2 separate regions of the Homo sapiens genome follow, and region 1 is linked to region 2. A link is an interaction called in ENCODE POLR2A ChIA-PET data of the cell type or tissue named here. Cell type or tissue: OCI-LY7. All regions are shown on one strand. Links, peaks and the distances in the headings refer to the core of each region. The heading gives the core; the rest is flanking DNA. Region 1 has its middle 89 kb from the start of SLC38A11. Region 2 has its middle 22 kb from the start of CSRNP3.

What was found. ChIA-PET counts read pairs that join two places held together with the same protein. Peaks named below come from ENCODE experiments on the same cell type or tissue, not always from the same donor. Only the 100,000 strongest peaks of a DNase experiment are listed, where the experiment ranks them.
Region 1: POLR2A ChIA-PET joins it to region 2 with 14 read pairs; 2 of 35 experiments call an interaction of 5 or more read pairs at or near these places.

The regions. Positions count from the first base shown.
Region 1 is chr2:165,043,135-165,046,055 of GRCh38, reverse strand. No RefSeq gene overlaps it. Among named protein-coding and RNA genes, the nearest start is that of SLC38A11, 89 kb to the right of the region's middle. In OCI-LY7, for the core only: no CTCF peak of the experiment used is centred there; a DNase peak (open chromatin) is centred at 1,335; H3K27ac peaks cover 1,128 bases.
Region 2 is chr2:165,445,748-165,448,668 of GRCh38, reverse strand. No RefSeq gene overlaps it. Among named protein-coding and RNA genes, the nearest start is that of CSRNP3, 22 kb to the left of the region's middle. In OCI-LY7, for the core only: no CTCF peak of the experiment used is centred there; no DNase peak of the experiment used is centred there.

The DNA of each region.
Region 1 (2,921 bases), core at 327-2,826, 400 kb after region 2:
TACATGATGTTCCCATTATTTCCTACAAAGAAGGGTACCAGGGAAACATAAACATTTAAACATAAGATCTAGGAATGTGGATCTTAAATTTTCAAACATTTACAATCATGGGGTTCTATTGAGTTCATATTTCACATTTATAAAATCAAATTACTAAAACTAAAATTAACAACTCAATCTTTTATTGGAATCAAGGCTCATGTGTTATTTATGTAGGTAATTCCAGTTGTGACACATAGCTGTCAGATAGCAGTTGCTCAATAAAGTATTTCTGTAAAAATAGCTATAGGAAACAGGACCAACTTGCAGCTCTCACTTGGACAGACAGAACAGTGTGTACAGACTCATATTGTGAACTTCTGCTCCAAGAACTACTGCAGGGACACACCAGGAAAAGCGAAAGAATTCACATACCCTTTGAAAGAAGCGGTTTGCCACTGCAAACTCGATGAGACAGCCAAAAAATCTCAAAGTGTGAAAGAGGATGTCAGTCTCTGAACATACATCCTCACTGGGGAATCTGAAAATCCATATTGTGGGAGAAGAATCTAACCTTACCTAGAGCTGAAATATAAATATATAAATTTATATAAATATAAATTTAGAGAGCTGAGTGAAATAGACAAGTAGAAGCAGCAGCTGGAAGAGCCCTGTAGGCATTCCCGGCCCACAAGGAAGGCCAGGGAAGCCATTTCTGACTTTCTCTCACAGGGGTCCTTGGGGAGGGCTGCCAGTGGAATTGCAGAAAGACCACTAGGAGAAGGAAACTTCTAGCTGAACATTGTAATATGTTTACTTGAATGCAAATTTACTTGGATAGAATCTGGGTGGGGGGTGAGGGGGTGAATGGGAAATGCAGATACCAGCACAGAATCCACCGCAGACTGGGAGGGGTGAAGCCTGAAAGCGCTGTTTGTTTCCTCAGTGGGGAAGTTTGTAGCCTAGGGCAAGTTCTCAGCCCTGCTCACTGGCTGCCTAGATGTAAACCTGGTGCTGTTGGGGTAGTACAAAGGAGTGAAATCGGCCTTTCTGGCTGCATGGGAACTGGGTGAGGCCTGTCATTGCTGGTTTTTCCCCACTTCCCTGCAGACCTGTATGATGCAGCAGAGGCAGCCATAATCCCCCTGGGAACATGACTCCATTGGCCTAAGAACCACACCCCCATCCCCCACAGCTGCCACAGCAAGCCCTGACCAATGAAAGTCTGAGCTGAGACATGCCTAACCCTGCCCCCACCTCATGGTCTTTCTCTACCCACCCTGGTAGCCAAAGACAAAAGACATAATCTCTTGGGAGCTCTATGGCCCTGCTCACCACCTGAGAAACCCAAATACTTACCCAAGCGACCCTAGGGCAAGCTTATATCCTCCCTATACTACTGAAAGTGATGCTCTTTTGAAAGTGCTACCTCCTGGCTGGAGGCCAACCAATTCAAACCATTACAGTAACTCATAATAGAACAACCCCGTCCTAAGAAAGGAGAAATCAACAGCTAACTCCACCGCCTGTAATATCCTGGCTAACCAGAGGTCCAGAGTCTGTCCACATGACAACTTTACTGCCAGCACAACCAACATTTGAGAAAACCAGTGCATTAAACAAAACTACAACTAAGGTCCCACAGAGAAACCACTTCACTCCCTTGCTACCTCCATGGGAGCAGATGCTGGTATCTATAGTTGAGAGACCTGAACACAGATCACTCCACAAGAGTCTTTGCAGACATTGCACAGTACCAGCTGAGAGCCTGGTAGCTCTGCTGGTTGGCTAGACCCAGAAGATAAATAACAATCATTGCAGTTCACCTCTCAGGAATCCTCATCCCTAGGGGAAGGAGGAGAGAATTATTACATCAAAGGATCACCACATGGGACAAAAGAATCTAAACAACAGCCCTTGAGCCCCAAATCTTTCCTTTGATATAGTTTATCCTAATGAGAAGGAACCAGTAAATCAATTCTGGTAATATGACAAAACAAGGTTCTTTTTTACCCCCAAAAGATCACACCAGTTCACCAGCAATGGATCCAATCCAGAAGAAGTCTCTGATTTGCCAGAAAAAGAATTCAGAAGGTCAATTATTAAGCTATGCAAGGAGGCACCAGAGAAAGGTATACACAAACTTAAAGAAAGTTTAAAAATGATACAGGATATAGATGGAAAATCTCAATAGAAATAGATAGCATAAATACAAAAACAATCACAACTTCTGGAAATGAAGGACACACTTAACAAAATGCAAGATACACTGGAAAGTTTCAATAACAGAATAGAACAAGTAGAAGAAAGAACTCCAGAGCTCAAAGACAAGGCTTCTGAATTACCCAGTCTGACAAAGACAAAGAAGAAAGAATGAAAAAAAAAAAAAAAATGAACAAAGCCTCCAAGAAGTTTGGCATTATATTAAATGACCAAAACTAAGAATAACTGATATTCCCAAAAAAGAAGATAAATCTGAAAGTTTGGAAAACATATTTGAGAGAATAATCAATGAAAACTTCCTGGTCTTGCTAGAGATCTAGACATCCAAATACAAGAAGCTCAAAGAACACCCAGGAAATTCATTACAAAAAGATCATCATTTAGGCACATAGTCATCAAGTTATCTAAAGGCAAGACAAAGGAAAGAACCTAAAGAGCTGTGAGGCAAAAGCATAAGGTAAACCTATCAAATTAACAGCAGATTTTTCAGCAGAAACCCCACAAGCTAGGAAGGATTGGGGTCCTATCATTTGCCTTCTTAAACAAAACAATTATCAGCCAAGAATTTTATATACAGTGAAACTAAGCTTAATAAATGAAGGAAAAATACAGTCTTTTTCAAACAAACAAATGCTGAGAAAATTCACCACTACCAAGCCAGCACTATAAAAAATGCTAAAAGCAGCTCTAAATCTTGAAACAAAACCCCAAAATACACC
Region 2 (2,921 bases), core at 314-2,813:
CATGTGCATGACGAGACTAGGAAGTAAAGGGAGGGAGGGAATACAGATTTATTAATATCTTGAGGACCTCTGTGTTCCAAGGTCTTTACATAATTCATCTCTTTTAATCTCTGAGCAACTTTGTGAGACAGATTTTATTTATCCTGTTTCTACTCAAGAAATCAAGTGGTTTGACTATGGTCATGCAGCTGGGAAAGTGATGGAGTTGGAATGAGAACTGTGTCTGGGATTCAGAAGTTCGTGGCTTCCCAGTTCGTTATGTTGAACACATTTTCTGAAGTTCTTTTTAAAAAACACTAGTCTCATCTCATGATCATTCAAAATGGATTGATTGGTTGAATACATTTGAAAAGTGTGTTAAAATATATCCTCCTAATGTTAATTAGCACAAACTTTTGCAATCTTAGAGTAAATAAGCCAGTTTACATTTGTTTAAGACAGCATTTCCCACACCAGTAAATCCTGTGTGCATGTGTGTGTTAACTGTTTGTTATGTGTGTGTGGCATACTGTTTGTTCCCAGTTCTGCAGAACAGTTTGGGAAACACTGATTTAAAGTGTTGTCCTCATTAGATGTATTCTTTTAAGTTTAAATATTAAAGCATCTACATTTATAAAAGTTAATTATCCCTACTGTGTATGTAAACCTCTATCTGAAGGTGCTCAGGGGATTAAATGCAAATTATGGAATTGCTCAGAACTCAAATGTAAATAAATCTATGTATCCATATTTTCTCTTAACTTTAGAGTGATAAGTGGCAACTCTAAATATTAAGACAGAAAATTACCATGGAATCCCTGGAGTTAGTCTCCCTTGGAGGAGCAAGTACATGGCAAGTTGTCCTGTAGATAAGGATAATAAAAATTTTGATGCTTTCAGGGTCAAAAAATTAGCTATCAAAGTAGACAATGAGGAAAAAGTAGAGGATGAGGATTCTGAGTCCATGAGGTGGCACTTTCTGAAAACAATACTAACCCAACACCTTGAGGGGTGATTGTGTTGGTAAACATAAAGAAATAAACTCTAAGAACTATAACCCTCTGGTTAGACGACTGCTGTTTATCCCAAAAGCATCACTTCAAGGCTTGTGGCAGTGACCATACTAGAGGATCCATCCTTTCCCTCTGTTGCTGACCTTTGGGTTCAAGCATTGCATTTACAGAAAGCCAATTCTGAAGCCATCACAAGGCATCACAAATAGAGGGCTCAGATGTGTGGTTTACCCCATAATCTGTATCAGCCTCTCATGCCTCCATAATTTCTTGTATTGCAAAAAAAGCTTTGTCTAGGGAGTGTTTTTTGCTATGCAATTATAACATTAAGACAGTTTTTGAAGGACTATTCCCATTCCCACCATGTACAAATTCTGGTGTTGTCTCTGGAATGATCTTATACTAGGCTCTACTCTGACCATCTTTTTCAGCATGTCCAGCAAGTGGTTCCTGGTTCCATCAATGCTCCTATCTCCTCTACTTCTTACATCTGAGCTTTGAGAAAATTGAAGAATCTTTAGTTTTAGAGACCCAGGCCACTTTACCTAGCAGCCCTGCCACAGAACAAGGAAAATTGACACCTGGATGGTGGTTATGAACTAAACCATCTTTGGCACTTAGAATGCAATTAGCTAAGGCTTTATAGATTCTCTCTTCAGTTGTCAGCATGGCAATATGGGACTGAGATGGATTGGTTGTTCTTCATGAGATCTTGATTCTGGATATCCTGGAATGCATTACAGGGCCTGGTGTGGGGATTTAGAGGAGGACTTAGTCCACTTCTGGACCTATTACTATTTCCACCATATTTTCATCATGTGTTATTACCACTATGTGGAGATAAACTGGCTAAGATGTCTGTGTGCCCACCTCCCAGAGTAATTCAGTAGAAATCTCTGGCCGTTGATTGAGCACTGGTATTTGTTTCAGTTTCCTAGATGATCTGGGCTAAGAATCACCTATGTAGAGAGTCATCTTAATTACACCCTTGAAGTGCACCTTGTGATATATTGTATGGTTTAGGTCCTCTCTAATCTTACCAGCCATACTTCCCTCTGCAGATTTTAGTCATCTTTTGCCTGGTTGATTCTGTTTCCAATTTTGTGTAGTTTCTGAAACAAGGAGCGATGCCTGCTGGATCATCGGAATATAAAATCTCATCAGTGGCCAAAACATTAACTGAGGAAATACAGACACTTCAGAGATACTGTGTGTTCTGTTCCAGACTGCTGCTATAAAGCAAATATCACAATAAGGCAAGTCACATGAATTTGTTTCTCAATGCATATAAAAGCTACATCTATACCTCACTATAGTCTATTAAATATGCAATAGCATTATGTCTACAAAATCAATGTACATATCTTAATTGAAAATACTTTCTTGCTAAAAAAAATGCTTATGATTATCTAAGCCTTCAGCAAGTCTTAAACTTTTTGCTGGTAGAAGGTCTTGCTTCAATGTTGGTGACTGCTGACTGATGAGGGTGGTGGTGGGGTAAGGTTTTGGTGGCTGTGGCAATTTCTTATGACAAGAAAACATTGAAGTTTGCCACCTTGATAAGCTATTCTCTTCTCTGCAGTGCTATCAAATGTGATGCTATTTTATAGCATTGCCCACAGTGGAACTTCTCTCAAATTTGGAGTCAATCATCTCAAATTTGCCACCGCTTTACAAACTAAGTTTCTGTAATATTTCAAGTCATTTGTTGTCATTTCAACAGTATTCACAGCATCTGCATCAGGAGTAGTCTCCATCTCAGAAAACCACTTTCTTTGCTCATCCATAAGAAGCAGCTCCTCATCCGTTCAAGTTATATCATGAGATTGCAACAATATAGTCACACTTTAGGCTCTGCCTCTAAATCTAGTTCTTTTCCTATCTCCAGTACATCTGCAGTTACTTCCTCCACTGAAGTCTTGAACCCCT